Linked DNA regions of Homo sapiens: region 2 is linked to region 1. A link is a loop called in an ENCODE intact Hi-C map of the cell type or tissue named here. Cell type or tissue: chondrocyte. All regions are shown on one strand. Each heading gives the region's core, and the rest is flanking DNA. Links, peaks and the distances in the headings are about the cores only. Region 1 overlaps TFAP2B (transcription factor AP-2 beta). Region 2 has its middle 470 kb from the start of TFAP2B.

Region 1 (9,586 bases), core at 1-8,000:
GGGAATTATCCATACCTTTTTTAATGACAGACTGGTCCAATAGATTCATGCCGCTGTTATTGGCATCTTCAACTGACTGTGAATATAAAAACATCACTATTCAAATTGACAGGATATTAAAGAATTGCACACATAAATCATGTTATTCCAAACTGGAGTTTCTGTTATTTCCATTTATATTAATTCACAAAGGGCTGTTTTATTATTATTATTACCTCCAAATAGACATAGAAATGAAATTTACTCAAATTATAAATTTTTCCAATGGAAGAAGTGGAGAAAGAAAACTTTGAGAGACATCTGGGATGCAACATTGGTTTAGTTATTATATAAAACATAGATATTAGACAGATAAACCTTTATATTATTTGCTCTTATGAATTGTAAAAATTTGGCAACAGCTGACAGATTTTCACCAATATTAGTAAGAGCAATTTGTGTTTTCCATTCTATCCCAGTGCATCTTAACCCCAGAGCCATTTTACAAATACATAATAGTTTACATTATGGGATTTTAATTAAAGTCTGAGCAATTTGGAATGGAATGCAAACAGCAACACATAGGAACATGTTTGCAAGCCTCTAGGACTGCACACCCATTACAGCCCATACACGTTCCTGTAAACTATGAGCTTCTTGCTGCACAATGACAGTCTCTTGGAGGAACCTTCACAATTTACCCTCCCTCCCAGTCCTGCTGATGCTGCTTCCCAGCAAGGAGCACACCTGTTAGGAAGGCAGTAACTACAGACAAGCAGACACACACAAAGGTCTAGATCCTCCCAGTCAGCACCTAGGTAATCGCAAGGAATGTTCATCTTCTGTGCCACAGTTTCATTCCAGAGAAGGAAAGTTTCAACTCTGAGCACTGGTAGCACTTCTGAGAGGAAATAGCTGTTGGAGCAAGTTTCTTACTGTCAGAATACACATGAACAGTTCTGGCTGTGCATCCCAGGGCGTCCAAAAGCAGTAGATTCCCTTTCTCTCCCTACCAAGAAAATAAATGCTAGGTCTTTCTAAAATCTACAACTACTTTCTTGACCCTTCAAAACCTAAGTTGGGACCAAATTGTTACCCACTTTATAGAGAAGTAAAAAGCAAAGGGCTTGAGAGTGAGGAGCTGTTTTCACAGCACTCACACCGACTCATGCTGCATCCTCACAGTGTGAGTTCATCACAAGAAAAAGACTGTCTACCCCAAACAAGCAAAACTTTAGAAATGAGATGATCTAATCGTACAGGGGGCATGTTAATTTGTTTCTTTTCATTTTTAATAGTCACTCTTTTGTTCTCAGAAAAGTGAGCAAAATTGTTATTCTCCATAGGAATTGTTATCCTTGCTGCAACATGCCATGCACATCTTAGGAAATAGTAAAAAGGTGTTTTAAAAATATTTCATGTAACTTGTTCATAACTCCTCAGGGGACCCTGCCACACACAAACACACACGATTCACACCTTTCTATGATCATGTGTATACAGTGACAATGTGTCCAGGCAGGACAGAAATATTCTCCTGTGCCTTGGGCAGCCAGACCCTGACTTACACTGGCCTGGACCCGGGAGCCCTCACACCTTACCCTCACTCTTGTACGTAAATATGTATAAACGCCTCATCAGCGACGTGGGGTAGTTGTGGTAGTTAATGAGAAGGCTCTTGTCTGATTTTCTATCTAATTACGGCCGCCTGCTGGGTTTTTGTACAGGATATTCACGCAGCATGCTGGCGCTTAATCGTCACAGGGAGGATCGTAAAGATTTAATTAGGACTGCATGCGGAAGCGCAGAAAAACAACTCAGACTCGTAATTACTAGACTTCTTTAGTTAAAAGTGATACCAGGGGTTGCTTTAAGACACTCGGGTGTGTTTGAGTGTGTGTATGTGTTTGGGGGGAGTTGGCTTAACATCCTTATATGTTTATATTCATGGGTGGTAGAGGTGATGGGAGGTAAGAGAGCAAAGGTGGGAAGAAGAAAAGAGGTGTACATGACAACTAAACAAATCCCAAACTAGGTGTCCTTTCACTCCCTCTGTCTCTCTCTCTGTAGGTGTTTTCCTGAGTTTTTAACACTTGTAGCCCCCTCCCCAACTAGACACACACACACACGCGCGCGCGCGCGCGCGCGCTCATGCACAATGGGTGAAATGTAGCATACCCAGAACCCAAACAGCGATTTGCTAGTTTAATAGCCCCTGTGAGTAAATTGAAATAGAAATTGACAGGGTTTTATAGTTTCATTTAAAAAAATATTAGAAGCATTTGGTGAATTAGCTCTCCTCTTTCTCTTCTCTCATGGTGGGGGCTGTGGCCCTGAGTGTGGTGCATCTGGGTCACACAACAAAACCCTCGACCCATAGGCAGGGCAGCACCCTCAGTGTCTGCCAGCTCCCTGGCTCAAGGGGATCTGGAACACACACGAGGTCCTTGAGATCGGAACAAGTGACTTTAAGGTCCAGGCCTAGGCACTCTCTGGTCCTTTTAAAGACTGGACCAGTGCAGGCCCTTTTAAAGACTGGACCAGTGCAGGCCACCCATTCGATAGCTGTAGGGAGAGCGTTGAAATCCCAACCTGCTTGTGTAACTTTAGCCCCCGCACCCCAGCTTCCTAACTCGGAAGTGGATCCTTCTGTGTTGAGCAGATGATTGGAAGCCTTCGGATTCGAGGCTGTGGTCCTGGAAACATAACCCCTGGTCTTTGTCACCTGCCCTGCATCAGTCAACTTCACCCTGGCCTTGGGAGGTCTGTCATCACCGCGGAGGCAGAGACCGTCCCTGTCTTTGCTGTTTCCCTCTAGGGACAGGAGCAGGGTGTGTCCCTTGCACTATAGGGGTCGTCCCAAGAAGGTCCCGTGGGCCTCCCGGCAGGTGACGAAATGAGATAAAGCAGGGGAGGAACAGGGTGGGGGTTGGGTGAGTGGAGAGCCTGCAAGTGGCTCCGGTGTGCTGCCTGCTGCTTTTCTCCTTTCAGCTCTCTACCTCTGTGGTCTGTATTCCCGACAGCAACAACTTGGCCCCGAGGTGCTCCGTTCACATAAACACTAAATCCTTTCCGACGCTTTGACAAGACTATTCTCCCAAATGTGCACTGATCTGGCCCTGTTTTTCTCTCAGACTTTGAATTTCACCAAACACAAAAAGACCTCTCTCAATTATTTCTTTAAAAACATTTAACTAAAGAAAACTGCTCCTTCTTTTGGGGGAAAAATTTCTGAGTTCCTTCGCTAGAGTCACTTGGCCTGTAGGGTGGTGGTAACAGGGCCGGCATTAGCATCATCAACAGTAATGGTGATGAGTTGATCCACTTTCATTATCCAGCACTTTGAACCATACTCAGAAAGGTTAATTTAAAAACTTTTCCCCTCGAGACACATATTACCCCAATGCATTAAAAAAAAAACTATTAAATACTTCCTTTTTCATATGATATTCAGAAATGAGCAATATCTCTAGCCAGGAACAGTCAAGCTCAGTTAAATCAACAAAACCATCATCACTCTTATTACTATCAGTAAATCCAGGCACAAATCAGGTAATTCCGTCTTTTTTAAAAAAATAAATAACTGAATTTCTTTTAAAACAATAAACAATCATAGACCACACACAGACAGCATTTGATGCTGTCACCACATTTTAACTGTTTAAAACTATTTTTTTTCAGCAAGGTACAGAAGAATGACTCTTGCACCCTCTTCTCTTTCCCATTTTATTTTCCTTTGCTTCAGAGGTATGTCAAAGGATGCATAATAAATACAACTATGCCAATGAAACTGAAGTGTCAATTACATACCTGTAAACTATATTTATCTTTTCTGCCAACTATTTAACTTAGGGTGAAAAAGCAGACCTGCTCAGAATCACCCAAACAGTTTTTAGGAATCATTTCTTTGATGTTTCTTTGTTTAGTTTAACCAAGTATTCTCAACCAAATCAGGCTCCATTGTGTAGACTGCAGATGGGATAGTGGGTGGGTAGGGGGAGTGTTTTGAGCCTTTTGTTTTAAGAAATAAACACGTGATGCCTCTCAACTGGGATGATGGCAGTGGGGAGAGAAGAGTGTTAATATAGGCGGAGGCCAGGAGAGGGAGGTGGAGAATATTACACTACAGTCACTTAATGAACCAAAAAGTGAAAAGAATTTCCAAAATGGTATCTACCATCATGGACTCCTGAATTATGGCGTTCTGAGTTTCTCCTTCACATATATTCTATTTCTCAGATGAGGACTGCAACTATCTCTTGGAAAAAAGCTCTGTGGCTTATGAGACATTCAAAGCAAGACCTGGCTTAGATGATCAGAGCTCATTGTCATGCTTAGCAAAATCTTTGCAAATTCAGCAGCAACCTCTGGAGCATACAGAGGCCCCTGGAACTTCATTCTGAAGCTCTAGCCTCTAGGCAGCCAGGTCTTCACCTGCCAAGTCAGCAGGACAGCCCCACTATGGGGTGTGTGTGTTGGTAAAGAAGGGGTACCAAGCTGGCTTCCACAAAGCACTAGAGAATATGCAGGAGATGGTAGCTGAGGCAGGACAAAAGCATTCGCCTTTATTCTAATAATCTTAAGGTATCAAAGCAAATACATATTTTTCTTCTTCAAGATTTAATTTCTCGTGGTTTGGATGATCATAATTAGACCTCTGGAAATCGCCACTATAGAGCCATACATACAGACACACATAAACAGTTCTATATGACTGTCTAGTCCTGTTCTAAACATGGGAACAAACTCCCCAAAAAGAGACAGAGCTGCCCTCTCCTGACCTCCCCCCCTCCAGAAGCATTCCTTATTCGTGGTCTTTTTTGTTTGTTTGTTTGTTTGTTTGTGGTTACCTGGACGTCTTCCATTCCGGGATGGCCGAGGCCGTGCAGCGAGAGGCTGTCACCCATGCCCGCGTCCAGGCCGTGGTGCGCCGAATGCAGCAGCACGTCCGGCCGGCGGACCGAGTGGTAGTCCCTCCGGGGGTCAAGGCCCGAGAGCTGGGGCAAGGCGGCCCGAGGCTGGGGCAGGAGAGAGCCGGCTTCCGAACCCACTTCTTGCCGCTGCCGTTGCCCCCAGGGATGTTGCTGGGGCTGGTGCAGTGGGTTCAGGGAGTAGGGGTCGTTGACGTGGGAGTAGGGGTCCTGGCTCTGGTGGTAGGGGAGCGGCTGGTAGGGGGGTGGGAAGTAGGGCGGCTGGAAGTCCGACGACGGGGTGTGGGACAGCGGCGGGGCGCTCGAGTAGGGTCCTTGGGACACCGAGCCCAGCTGGGAGAGCCGCGAGCTGTGGCTCGGGACACCATCGTGCCGGTCCTGGGAGCGGAGAGAGGAAGGGGAAGAGAGCCAGAGAAGGAGACAGAGAAAGAGAGATAGAGGCAGAGAGAGACAGAGAGTACAGAGAGGAAGAAAAAAAATACAAGTGACAAATGGAGAAGCCCGGCTTTTGTACGCTCTTCCCGGGACAAGGGAAGCAAGGATCTGAAACTTAGACCCCCAAGTTGACTCAGAGGGCCACATGATTTCAGCAATTTCAAACCCCAGGCTTGGGGAGAAAATGGGAAAGGAATCACCCACTTAACTATAACATTTTAGCCGCTTTTTGGGGAGTGCAAAGCAGGCAAAAGGCAGGGGTACAGGAACAGTGTGTATGGAGGGAGATTCTAAATGCCTTAATTAAAATTGTAGGAGTCTTACATATGGTGTTTGCTCCTCTGGGTGTTTTTAACTACTTTTTTCTAACTCTTCCAGAGGTACAAATCACAACAAATAAAACTTCATAGTATTTGCTGTGCTGCTCCCCCTGATTAAAAACCAACTTCTGCCTTCGCTGGAAATGCAGCTGGCTGATTAGGAGGAGCTTTCCACACAACCTGATCATTCCAAGAGCTCCAAGGAATCCACCTGGTCTGAGTTCCCAGTCACTCCTCCCTCTCCAGGAGAAATTAAATAACTTAAATAGTGTTTCATTGAAATGGATCTCATTCGAAATCATATCCTAAGCCAATGATGAATTAAGTTGAGTTGTGGTTCATAGGAGTTATTTCTAAGACTGTTTTTCTATATCTAATGCTGTTATACTCAGGATGTGAAAATGAAGGAACTAAAGTTGGGGTGGGGGGAAATAAAAGCCCAGACAACTTATTCCTGGTCCTATCTGGAGTGTGAACTAAGTGAAAGAAGAAGGGGGAGGTGTGTATATGAGGGAGGTGGACTTTGTTTCTCCCTCTCTTCTCTGGAAACATCATGGTAAACTCCCCATGGTTCTTTTTGCAGAAATAGTCACCTAAATTTCCAAACAGCAATGGCAAATAAAAAGTTTTTCTTTTCGGCCTCTCCCCTCCCAGCTGACTCATGGAGCTCAGACGGAGAACACACAATGCAGAGAGAAGCAGCTGCAGCCTCGTCCAATTATGGTGCTAAATTACCAAGCCAAAGGCGCTCAAAGGAAGACAGAGAGAGACAGAGAGTGTGAGACACACACACACACAGAGACGCAGAGACAGAGAGACAGTGAGAGGAGGGAGCATGCAATTCTGGTAACACGTGAATCCAAACTCACCATGGATGAATAGGTGTGGACTAACATCTGGAAAAAAAAGCCTGGTTACTGCTCAAAATCAAACAATGATTAAAAAAAAAATCAAGGAGTCCAGCAGAGAAGCGAGCTGGACACAGGAGCTGAGCTTGATGTGTTTCCAGGACAAGCCATCAAAAAAAAAAAAAAAAAATTACACCCGCCCCCCACCCCAACAAGATTGGCGATGCCTGTCACACACAGACAGAACTATTCATCTGTCTCTTTGCTGTCTTTTTGGCCTCTTTTCTTCTGCCGTTCTTCGGGGCTCCAGATGCAGTCCTCTTTCACCCGAAGCTGGGCTCAGACTGCTCGGCCGCCCCTTCCTCCCTCCGCTTGCCTACACCGCCTCATAATAATTGATATTCATGACTATTAATATTACACGAGTACTTTAAAGGGAGAATAGAGGACAAATGGAGCGTGAAGCAGCAGCGAGCGCAGAGCTCCCCTACTATTGTAAATGACGTTCATTCAGTGGAGAATTACTAGATGTAATCAGACGAGGGGGCTGGCAAAGGCAGACTGGGGAAAAAGTTTAGCAGGAAAGAGGCAGAACTTCAATTAACTGTGCCGGGGACACGAGTAAAGCAGCCCCTGCTCCTTTGGATAAGGCAGTGAGGGAGAACAGTGCTGGGAGGTTGTATAGAATGGAGGTGTCCTCCTACCTGGAGAGAGACTTCCCTAATCCGGAGGACTTGGTCGCCTTGGGTGCTTTGTGTGAGGATTACAAAAACAAAATAAAAAGGGTTGCTTCATCATTTGGAGGCGAGAGAAAGGCAAATTGGTGGGCCTGGTTATTTACAGTGACTTTTGCAGACTTTTGCTAAATGTGGAAGATTATGCTCATTTGTTAAAGGACAGAAGCGAGATGGAGGCTTTTCATTCCTGTGCAGCCTTTTCCTGTTTAGTGCTCACATAGTTTGCGATTTTTACCTCAATTTAAAACATACGCCATCAATCTTCAAATACACTAAACTTATCCTTTCCAGGCAAAGCCAGGGGCAACAGAAAACCTTTTTGGATGTTTCAGGAACCCGTTCAACTGGCCTGACTGCCATTTCTGTTAAAGTTCAACCTTAGTCCAGACTTAAATAGGCTCCTTCCACCGAGCTGCGGATTCTGTTTTTTGAGCAGAAAATTTAGGCAGATAGGACCACCTGTAATATTCCCTCTCTCTCCCTGTTTATTTCTCTTTCTCTCTCTCCCTCCCCTCTTTTCTCTTCTCTCTTCCCTCCCTTCCACTCCACCCCTCCCTCTTCCTCTCTCCCTCCCTCCTTTCTTCTCTCCCTCCTTCCTTTTCCATTTAGCTACTTTACTTTCTGTAAAGAACGAATGTTACCCTGGTTACTTTTTAGAACCCACTGAAATGCCTCTGCATGCATATAGCTTGAGCTGTTTTCACCATGGCCCCGTGCTTGCTAATGTCATGCCCACTTTGGGCGCTAATATTCTTTAGGACAGTTCTAGCGCCTTGGACTTTACCATTATCCCGCCTGTTAAGGAAAGAAAAGGAGGCCGAACCGAAACAATCCCCACCAGGCGCGTAGGCGCGGCTCTTCGTTACAGTCGATACACAACCACAAAGAGAAAAGGAAAACCCCAAGCATCATTCAGCAACAAGACCAATCTCTCTCCTCTCTGCTCTCTCGCGCTCTCTCCTGCTTTTCTCCCTCTCCTCTCTTATCTCCTCCTCCTCTCTCCTACATACCTCCACACATACACACACCCCAACATTAGGATTCGGGGGGGGGCAGGAGGTGTGGGCGCCAGGCGCTGCCTGTGGGCGCTCGTCCGAGCCCGAGTCCCCCAGGAGCTTGCCGGCCGCGCCTGTGAGTCGCCCACTCTTAGGATCTTCGAGGCGGCTCTGCGCCGGGCTTTCAGGAGCTGTCCCGATCCGGAGGGGTCGCGTGTCTTTCTCGGCTCTTTGGGGAGCCTCTGCATCCCTCCACCTTTCGTCTGACCTAGCGGCCCGCGCCCGCCACCCGGGAGTCTGCTTCTCTTCCTTCCTTTTCTCTCCAACTTTTCCTCTTAGCAATCTCCATGGCCCGCTTCGCCCGCCTCGACTTCCCTCCTTTTCTAAATCCGCTTCGCCTTTCCGAAGTTTTTATTTCCAACCTCGACGTCTCAGCAGAACCTTCCCTTCCTCCCTTCCCCTGGCAACCACCTGGGGCTGTCCCAGACCATTCCGCTTAAAAGCGAGGCTCCGCGGGCTTCCCGGTCCCCAGCCTGGCCCGCCGCGCGCCCCGCGCCTCGCCCGCCTCGGCCGCCTCTCCCACCTCGCCCGCCTCTCCCACCTCGCCCGCCTCGGCCGCCTCGTCCGCCTAGTCCGCCTCGCCCGCGAGTAGCGGAGCCGTCTGGCCGCGTCAGCCCTCGCCCGAGCCGGAAAAGGGCTTTGGCGAGCGCGGTCCGGGCCCCGGAGGCGGCTGGCGTCCTCCTGGCTGGGCGCAACTTCTCCTGCCCCGAAGAGTTGAGCTAGCCTCAGTGCTAGAGACCCGTACGCATTGAACGTGGGCAGAAATTTCCGTGAAAGATGCCCACACAGGAGGCGGCTGCGATTTCTGTTCGGACGCAGTGACCCTCAAGGAAGCAAAACACAAGAAAACAGAAACTAATAAACTGCTACGACTTCTATTTTGCTCTATCCATCCATATCTCCAGCCATCTACTTCTTTCCCGCTAATTCTCTGTCCTCTACTTGGAACCATTTGTTATCAATTTCAGAAATTTTATTGAAAATAAAAATTAAAAGCCCGAGTCTGTTACAAATGAGGCTTGAAAACCCAATTCTCTTCCACACTTAAAACGAGAAAAGCCCCTGACTTTATCAGAATCTCGATTTTCTCTGAGAGCGTGCCCACATTCAGTAGCACCACATTCCCCATCAGAGCTTAAAAGGGTGGGGTGGGGTGGGGGGAGGCGAGGAAAAGGGAAAGAAAAATAAAATAAATAAAAACATTCCTAAATTAAAGTTGTCAGATTTCAGCCTTAAAGTCCCTTTTCAGAGCAGCGAAGTCTTCCCTAGCCAGCTTTTCTA
Region 2 (9,695 bases), core at 540-8,539, 470 kb before region 1:
CAGAACGAACCCCTGTCTGTTTTGCTCATTGTTCTATCTTTAGCAAATATGAAGTCATTAACACACATAAACACAACCAAGTACTGTATACGTAAGTATATTTACAGATGTGATCATTGATTTATGCTAGAATTTTTAACAGTGGTTGAACAATTGATGTATGTACGCTAATTGCTATTTAGTCAAAGAAAGAGCCATAGAAAAATGGAGATGTGAATTTAAAGATGAACAGACTTCTCAATTTTCTCCTTAGCATCTGGGAGATTTTCACAGGGGTAAGAATAATTTTCCCCTACTGCCTCCTGTATTCCTAGGTTATCATTCTGGTGTACAGGGTCCCAAAGCATTAGAAAAGCTAGTTCCTTGCACCAAATTCATAAATTTTTCCAGAGGCTGGACTGACAACTGATATCCAACTGCTCAAATGGGACAATTGCATTTTGCATCTTTCCCCCTCCTCAGTCATGGGCAGAGGTGGTACCTGTGTGAGAGACTCACCTCCTTGGGGCAAAAGGTTATGTTAATGATTGAGCAGAGGAACTTTAAAAATGATGCTAAGGTATGGCTAGTTTACCTCTACAAAATATTACCTTTACTCAAGTATCTGGAGATCAAATGGTTTGTGTGCCACTCAAAATCATAATATAATAGAATTGTGTTCTTTTGGAAAAGACTTGATGGATTTTAAGGAATCTCTTTCATAATTTTCTCCCATGCAACCAGCTTGACTTTATTCCTCTCTTCTCCCCAGCATGTCCACTCTCCAGGCTGGTCTCTGCTGACTAACCTTATTTTGTCTCTATGGTTTCACATGTGTTTTTCTTTTTGCCTGGCATCCCCTTTCCTTGGCCAAATTATGTTTATTATTTATATCTTTGATCATTACATCCTTTAGTTATCTCCTTTCCTTGTATTGCTCAACATAATTGATAAGACATAAACAACTTGAGGACAGGATCAGTATTTTATATATTTTTCTCTAGCCTCTATCTCCACTCAGAACCGGGTAAAATGCATAACCAGTAGTCCATAAATGTCTACCAATGATGAATTTACATCTATTAGATTTAAATGCAGTTCCCATTATCCCCTGTAATGAGGAAAGCCACAGCTCAGAGAAAAACAAGATTTTTCAGTAATTTCTAATTTAAAAGAAACACTCATACCTTAATAAAATCAAATAGAAATGTTTTAATTCATCCATTTGCCTATCTCTTAAACAGAAATTAAAGAAGTATTTGCTTTTTCATTTTACCATGTTCTTCTATTTTATAAAGGAGTAACTATAACATATGTCACATGTGATTGGGTCATATGCCAGGACTGAACAATCTCCCTGTTTCTAATGTACAGTCAAGGATGAAAATCTCTGATTCAGAAACACATTTGAATGTCTGGAGACACTTCTAGAAAAGAACCCACCCTTGTGCAAATGCCTGGGCCTACTGGTGGCTGCTGTCGAGAAATAAAGATGAATGCCATAGAGTTTCTGATATTAAAGAATTCAGAACCCAGAAAAATCTATGGCAGCATAACAAACCACCTTGTCTTAGTCTATTTGTGCTGCTATAACAAAATACCTGAGACTAGATAATTGATTAAAAAAGAAACAGAAATTTATTTCTCACAATTCTGGAAGCTGGGAAGTACCAGATCAAGATACCAACAGGTTCAGTGGCTAGTGAAGGTCTCTTCCTCATAGATGACACCATCTATGTCTCCTCACATGGCAGAAGGAATGGAAGGGCAAAAGTAGGGGTACAAATAATGTTTATTCAAGTAGAAGAGGAGAATAAGAGAGTAAACCCACTCCCTTAAGCCCTTTTATAAGGACCCTAATCCCATCCATGAGACCTCTGCCCTCATGACTTAATCATCTCTTAAAGGCCCCTCCTCTTAACATTGTCACATTGGCAATTAAGTTTCAATATATGAATTTTGGGAGACACAACATATGAATTTTGGGAGATACAACTGGCTTAAAACAGCAATTGTTTTTTTATGACTCAAATCTTCTTAGCCATTAATTCAGATAGGTCTCAGCCAGATGATTCTATTTATGCATGGTATTGACAGAGACATTAAGTGAAAATCAGCAGGTGGATGGGCTAGCATGGTATTTAGCAGGTGATGGGCTGGCATGGTATTCAGCAGGTAGTTGGGCTGGCATGGTATTCAGCAGGTGGATGGGCTGGCATGGTATTCAGTTGGTGAATTGGCTGGCATGTCCACATAGGGATGGCTGGAAGTCAGGGAGTCAGTGAGGACTGTCAACAGATTGTCTATAAGTCCCCTTCAGCATGGTAGCCACAGAATAAGACTTTGCACATGGTGTCTGCCTTTCCCTAGAGAAAGTGTTCAAGAGACATGAAGTGGAAACCACGTGTTTCTTAAGGCTGGATCTAAAAGCTAACATGGGATTATGGATCATTTCCCACATGTTCTATGGGTCAAGCAGTCACTGAGCCTATGCTGTTTTATAGAGAAGGAACACAAACCTCACCACTGAATGGCAATATTGACAGTTTGTGGTTATCTTTAATATACCACAGAAGGTTATAACGTAAGCTTGACTGTAATACACAATAGAAAACAATCAGTTTTATAAAAGATACACAAATGAGTACTAGGAAAGTTTTAAGAAGGACAAGAGCATGTAAGAGAGTGATAAATGTTTTCCAAAAAAAGTTGATATGGAGTTGAGTCTTGAATGATGGTTAAAACCTATTTTGAGATACTGAGTTGAGGTGAAGGCAGGGGGTAGTCAGAGTCAAGTGAAAGTGTTAGGCTCTCTCATGGCACACATAAGAAAGGGAGGTGGCTCCAGCTTCCCTATGAGTAGGCTGTGTGAACAGAAGTGACTGGAAATAAGGTCTAGAAGTGTAAGTAGGTCAGGATTCCAAAGGCTTTTAAATGCATGGCTAAGAAGCTGGGGCTTTTTGCTCCAGGTAATGAGTCCTCATACTTTTCTTAACCATCGTCTGGGAGCAGGGAAGAAAAGCAAGTTCTTCAAATGCAGAGGTTCTTCAGAGTTTGAAAATAATGCAAAGACTGTGTATTTATAAAATTAGATGTTCATCCCTTTATATGAGAAAATCAGGCTTTAAGAAATTAATAATAATAACAACTGACATTTTTGAGTGTTTACTATGCGTCAGACTCTACATTAAGGCTTCACTTGCATTCACTGGTTAATTTTGCAACAACTCCATGAGTTTGATACTATTATTGTGGACATTTTAACAGATGAGAAAATTAAGGCACAGAGAGGTGAAGTAATTTGCCTATGGTCATAACTATATTGAGCCCACACACCTACATGATTTGTCTAAGGTCATCCAGTGGCCAAGAAACATACTGGAACTAGAAGCCAAATCTCCCAATTCCCATTCCACTTCTCTTTCCACTACATGATACTAAGAAGCAGAGAAATGTTCCTCTCTTATTCTTTCTTCTATTCTCAGACATTTTTTTGTGATGATTCACTTTCAAATTCTTTCCTCTGCCTCCTTGGTTTTATGTGTCATAGAAGAATGCTTGATCTTTGTCACCACCTCTGTCTTCCAAACCCATGCTCTCTAATCCACTGCCCTCAGTAATATTCTCATATTTTCATTCCAATGAGTAGATTCTGGTTACCTTCAGAGACAGCACGAAGCACTCCAGATTCTCTCTAAATAATATTTGAATCAATAAGAAATACATATAAACACACAAATATCTACAACACATTCTGTTTTCTTCTTGAAAATATAAACAGTGGGAGCCTCATGGGATAAGAGATGGGGTCCTTGCAGCTGTCTGTACGTGCATCTGTAACTGCTATCATCTCCACTGAAAGGCCCAGACTGTCAAGGGAGCATGGATCATTCTCAAAGGGATCAAAGGAATGGCCGTAGGTGAAGCCCGCATGCCTGCTTGACCACAATAACCCCCTCTTACAAATGATGTGCTGAAACTATGTGTCTTTCAGGCTAAATCAATACATAAATTTGGTATATAGAGCACCTAGGTCATGGACCCTAGATCAACAATCAAATGGAAAATAAGTGGGAGATTCACAAGGAAAATGAACAACAACAACAACAAAAATAATTTTTACTGCCTGAAACTTGATCTTGGGACACATCACAAAAATCCAATTTCCTTGATCTTCCCAATCTTTCCCAGCAAGGGTAAAGGTTGAGAAGGGGGATGGAGATTCTGTAAACAATACCTACAGTCTTATTCCTTTATGTCCATTATACCTATTTCCCTTCTATAAGCAAAATGTAGGGTGTAGAAAGGAGGATAAAACAAATAAAATTCATTCAAAGGCCAGCAGAATACATAAGAATGCAGCAGTGGGTTCAAATTGGAACACTTATAGGCTGTGTGGATGTATCTATGGAGAACCTCAAACAAGTGAATGAACTTCTCTCTATTACCTCATTTTTAAAAATAGGAATAATAGTAGCACACACTCATAGAGTTATTGCAAGTATTAAATAAGTTAACATCTATAAGATTCTTCAGACAGTACCTGGAATATAGCAATTGCTGTATAAATATCATCTATTATTTTAAGATCTTTAATATTGCCTTCCCACTGTGTTGCCTTCCTGGCACCATCCCCCTCCTGTCTCCACATTGCTCACTCCACTCCAATCCTTGCACACTCTCAGTCCAAGACATTTGTACTTCTATTCATTCTGCCCGATGTTCTTCACCCAGGGTTCCTCAGGGCTCCCCAACTCCACTCACTCAGGTGTCTGCTTGCAGAAGTCTTCTCTGACTGCCTCATCTATAACAACCCCCCTTAACCTATTTTGTTTCTTCTGTGCACTGACATATGCTAACTTAGATATGCATTTATTATACTATCTGTCTTTCCTCCTAGAATGTGAGTTCTATAAGAGCAAGTATTTTGTCGATTTTATTCTTGGCTGTATTCCCTAGTGCTTAGAAAAATGCCTGGAACATAATAGTTGCTAAGAAAACACGTGCTGAGTGAATAAAAACTGAGCATTCACAGGGAATTGAACATTTGCTCCAGGGTAAGAGGTGCTAATAATAATAATGCTGTCCCTTACCTGAACAAATAGACAAAAATACCAGAAGTAGGTTTATGCACAATTAAATAATTGCCTAATGTATTTTGGTCAATATAAACAGTGTACCTAAATAATATGAAAAAACATACTTCTAAACTTAACCTTTTTTCTCCCCAAAACATTCAGGGACTGATTTGTTGGCAAAATTGTTTCAGCTCCTGACTTTGAGAGGTCTCCTCTTCTAGTTTATTTTTAGAATCCCTCCACATAATTCACATAAAGCTTTTCACGTAGAATATGTCAAACCACCAGAAAGCAACATAGTCCTTATGACACTGAGTTTATAAGGAAACGATGCTATAGAAATGCTCACAAATCTCCATCATGGGCTGGTATGATTAATAACATAGGCTTCTAAGAGATAAAACTTAGCTAATTAACATAGTTTTTTTTCCCCTCACTTCCACTTCAACATGACATTTTCATTGTTGTTCTATGGAATACAAAAGAAATATAAGGCACAATCTATGTGCACAAGGAATACATAATTCTTGGCTAAGCAAAATGTAAATTAATTAGCAGAAAAAGCAACTTTATGATACAACTTTGTAGAAAAGCAGAATATGCCACTCCAAAATACGGCTTGTTGGAATAAGAATTATTTTGAGCTGATTATTTTAAGAAATAGCAAACACAAGAGAAGTACTGAAAACAGAGTAGAAGTTACTGTTCTGTAAGGGAAATTTACACGCATAACAAACATTTCTATTTGTAAGGGTGTCTCCTTCTAAGTAACAGAAAGACAAAGATGACTGAATCACAAAGCTCTTATCAATGAAGAGGGCATGGACTTAGGCCTGCATAAGAAGCCTTACTCTTGTTTACCTTGCTTTTCCATGTCACCTCCCTGCCTTCTTCTTTCTTTGTTTTAGTTGGAGATGCTACATAGGCTGAAGTTCTAGGTCTCATCTTTGATAATTACTCTTTCTGAGTTTTCTCTCATGTATATATGAAGTAACATGTTAATATACTTCTTTCACTTTTTCATCTTTTTGTTGTTGTTGTTAGAGGGATCCCAGCCAAGAACACAGAAGAGTAGAGGAAAAATTATTCTTTCTCCCCTAAAACTTCATGTGTTAACCAAGTGTCTCCCAGACTTGCCCTCTTATAAGAATGACCTGGGTTTCTTTTGTAAAAAGTATGTATTTTCAGGTCCCGTCACTGGAGTTTCTAATATACATTGAGGTGTAGCTTGTGAACTTACATTTTTGTTAAGTGCCCAGTGAATCTTTGATCAGGCAAGCTGGGAAATACTTTTCTAAAATAATAAATCACTGCTTCATTAAGAGGAAAATAATTTACAGAAAGTCGAGTTCAATGTGAGAGGGGAGCATCAAGAAAGACTTAATAATATATGTCATTCTTTTTCTCATCTTAGAGTGCCGCACTTCTCTAATGAATGTTGTCGTCTGCAGTAATCTGACCATCTCTTCTGTTCTTAAACTCCAGCAATCTGGATTTTTCCCTCCCTTTTCCTCACCCCCAGTTCTCACTCCTTGCCGCTTAATCTCAGAATGGGCTTTCCTCATTATTTTTAGCTTCTCAGAAGCATCCAGTGGGAACATTTTCCACTCTTTTGTCCTTCCTCTGACCCTACACTGCCCTAATTTTCCAACCTCTCCTCTTTTTAATATGTTTCTTAAACCTTCTGCACTGTTTCTTATGTACCTTTTTTCAAAGATATTAATTTACCTAGCTATAATATCATTTCTTCACAAATGTCTATAGTGTACTAATGTCCATTTGTACTAATCATTTTGACACTGTATATTGCAGGGTATTTTTTAAGATTTTCATGTTTTTTTTTCCCCAACTGGATTGTTAATTTATAGAGAATATCTACCTTAAATTAAAAAATGATTAGCTTTCACCAAAGAAGTATAAATAAGCTGTATGTTAATCACAGTATCCCTTGCTCTTTCCTGCTGTAGAAGTATTGCTGTGGTGAGGTCTGTGGTCTTGAAATATGCACACACTGTATTTAAATAAAACATTGACACATTAAGCAATCTTGTTATGCAAACCATGCTAATACACACATTCCATTTTAATATTGTCATGGTCAACATTATTGAGTGTGATCCATGGCCCAGTAGGGGATTGCTAAGGCTCTCCAGATAGATTATTTGATTCTTTAAAACTGGAATTATTTACGGATCATGGGATCAAGAGATCGAGACCATCCTGGCTAACACGGTGAAACCCCGTCTCTACTAAAAATACAAAAAATTAGTCGGGTGTAGTGGCACTCTCCTGTCCCAGCTTCTCGGGAGGCTGAGGCAGGAGAGTTGCTTGAACCTGGGAGGCAGAGGTTGCAGTGAGCCGAGATCGCGCCACTGCACTCCAGCCTGGGCGACAGAGCACGACTCCATCTCAAACAAACAAACAAACAAACAAACTGGAATTCTTTAATAATTTTTGCTGACAGTTCAATTTCACAGGTTTTAACTTTTATATATGGTTAAAGGTGAATTAGTAATAACCTACTAAGTGTTGTTAAAAATGTGCTCTTTAAAAACTTGAATTAGTGTGTGACTAGAGTTTACTAACTCCCCTAATTCGGCATGCTGCTAAAACATCTGACCACCACCCATTGCTTGGCTCCGCTACACATGACAAGGCCACAAGACTGGCGGGGAAAACAGTTTGTTAGCAGCACATCAGTGAAATTTTGAGCAGACAAAGTTTTCAATTGCAGCTGTTCTTATAGCCATCAAAAATTTCATAGCTTTACTCCTAGATTTTTACCTCTGTTTATCACTTGTTTCTAGATAATTCTATGTTGCTACTGTTTCCTTTTTTAAAAAAAAAATCATTTTTCCCCAAGTCTATTAAGCACTGGCAAGTAAAATAGGTAGGTCATGGTTACACATATTTGGGATCTCGTGTCTGAAAGGGCAGTGAGAGCTGCAGCATCAGAGAACAGTGTCCGCAACTTTCAGGACCCAGGCAGTGGTGCATCATTTCTCAGGCCTGGAATGTTTCAATAAGTCTCACACAAATAGTCAGGTATGTACCACTGACAACTCTGGGAAGAGCACTGGGAACTGTGAATTCAGATACAAGGCTTATCTGAACCACACCACAAAAGGTGCTTACAGTTTCATGAAGCACTTCTCTCTGTAGAAAACAACCCTTGGGAAAATAAAAACATTGTGTTTCTTGCTCAGTGTTTGTTTGGGTTGTTTTCTTAGTTTCTTATTTTTTTCTTTTTAACTTCTTTCATCTTTCAAGATAAATGATAAAAAAGAATTTTAAAATAAAGTATTTGCGAGTCTCCTTAACACTGCTTTCTGTGTCAGCTTGCAGCGATTGCTCACATGAACTGATCTGATACCAAGTGGAAGTGACCTGCTCTCAGGCTCAGCACTTAAAGAAGCTTCTGATGAACACATCCCTGCCCAATAAGAAGTTCCAGAAGGAATTAAAACCAAAACTTAAATGTTGAAAAGAAAGAGATCATCAGTAGCCACCAAAGAAGGTATGTGAAGCTGTATAAAAACTACGTTAATGCATTCACTTCCTGTATACTCACTCTTACCAAAATGGCAAGCCTTCATTACGAGCTGGAAAATAACTTTTCTTGCTTGAATATGTTATAGTCTGTGAATGAAGTATTCATAGTTTAACATCTCTCTACTTGCCTGCTTAAAAGCAGAAGTGTCCTAAAGTATAATCAGTTCTATTCCAGCTGAGGGATAATGGATAAGTAAGAGAACCAGCATTTATTAACCACCTGCTATATTATCTGACACTTCGCTTTCTTTATCTCATTTTATTTTCACTAAAATCCTATACATAGGGATTTGTATTCCACATTCACAAATGAAAAATGTAAAATCTAAGAAGCTTAAGTAAATTATCCAAAGTCCCAATTACTAAAGCAAGGTCTATATAATTACCAAATCCATGACTTTCCAACTTTTTTATCTGCTACTAAGGATAACAATACCTATGTTTGCCAACTTATATGTTGTTTTTAAAAATGAAAGGATATTATGCATGTGAAAGTAGTTTGGTGGGTTAAGGACATTTTGGAAACATACTTGTTTATTATCTGCAGCAAATTTCTTCCCTCTCTCCCCTTTCTCCTTCCTTCCTCTCTTTTTTCTTTCTCAAACTCATGCATATTGATGACACAGAAAACAAAACATGCTTTCAATAACATAATATTATCAAAGTACTTGCTTCTTAGAGTATTTCATATTCTATATCAATTTTATATTTTTTTCCAGTTCATCCATGTTTTCCCATATGACATCCAGTGAAAACATAGCTGCAACATCAGAGATCACCATTTGAAAATCCAAGAAAATGAGTTTGCTCTAAGTCAACAAAATTGCTTCCTTGAATCAATACTGCCAACCTTTCCAAATATTCCTAAGACCCATGATACACATACCAAAAAAAAAAGGTTAATATTTATCTAATTGATTTGATCAATAAATAGCTCTGGCGAACAATGCAATACTATTGTTCTTTCTGTTATTGCAGGTGTGTTGAAGGTGTCCAGAGTGGCATGGGTCTGGTTCACAGCAGAACTACCACCTTTGGATGTGGCAGAGAGCAAGATATACACTTTCTATAACTCTAAAGAATAAT

What was found. A loop is a pair of places that touch in the nucleus more often than their neighbours do. Peaks named below come from ENCODE experiments on the same cell type or tissue, not always from the same donor. Only the 100,000 strongest peaks of a DNase experiment are listed, where the experiment ranks them.
Region 2: it touches region 1 in a loop (2.3-fold over the local background); 2 of 110 quality-filtered maps call a loop at or near these places.

Annotation. Positions count from the first base shown.
Region 1 is chr6:50,819,109-50,828,694 of GRCh38, reverse strand. TFAP2B (transcription factor AP-2 beta) reads right to left here. Exons shown (of 7, transcript NM_003221.4): 2 at 4,830-5,288; 3 at 16-76. Among named protein-coding and RNA genes, the nearest start is that of TFAP2B, 5.0 kb to the right of the region's middle. RefSeq lists enhancers at 2,343-2,843, 2,844-3,344, 4,496-5,023 and a silencer at 4,301-4,430. In chondrocyte, for the core only: no CTCF peak of the experiment used is centred there; a DNase peak (open chromatin) is centred at 4,964.
Region 2 is chr6:51,286,636-51,296,330 of GRCh38, reverse strand. No RefSeq gene overlaps it. Among named protein-coding and RNA genes, the nearest start is that of TFAP2B, 470 kb to the right of the region's middle. In chondrocyte, for the core only: no CTCF peak of the experiment used is centred there; no DNase peak of the experiment used is centred there.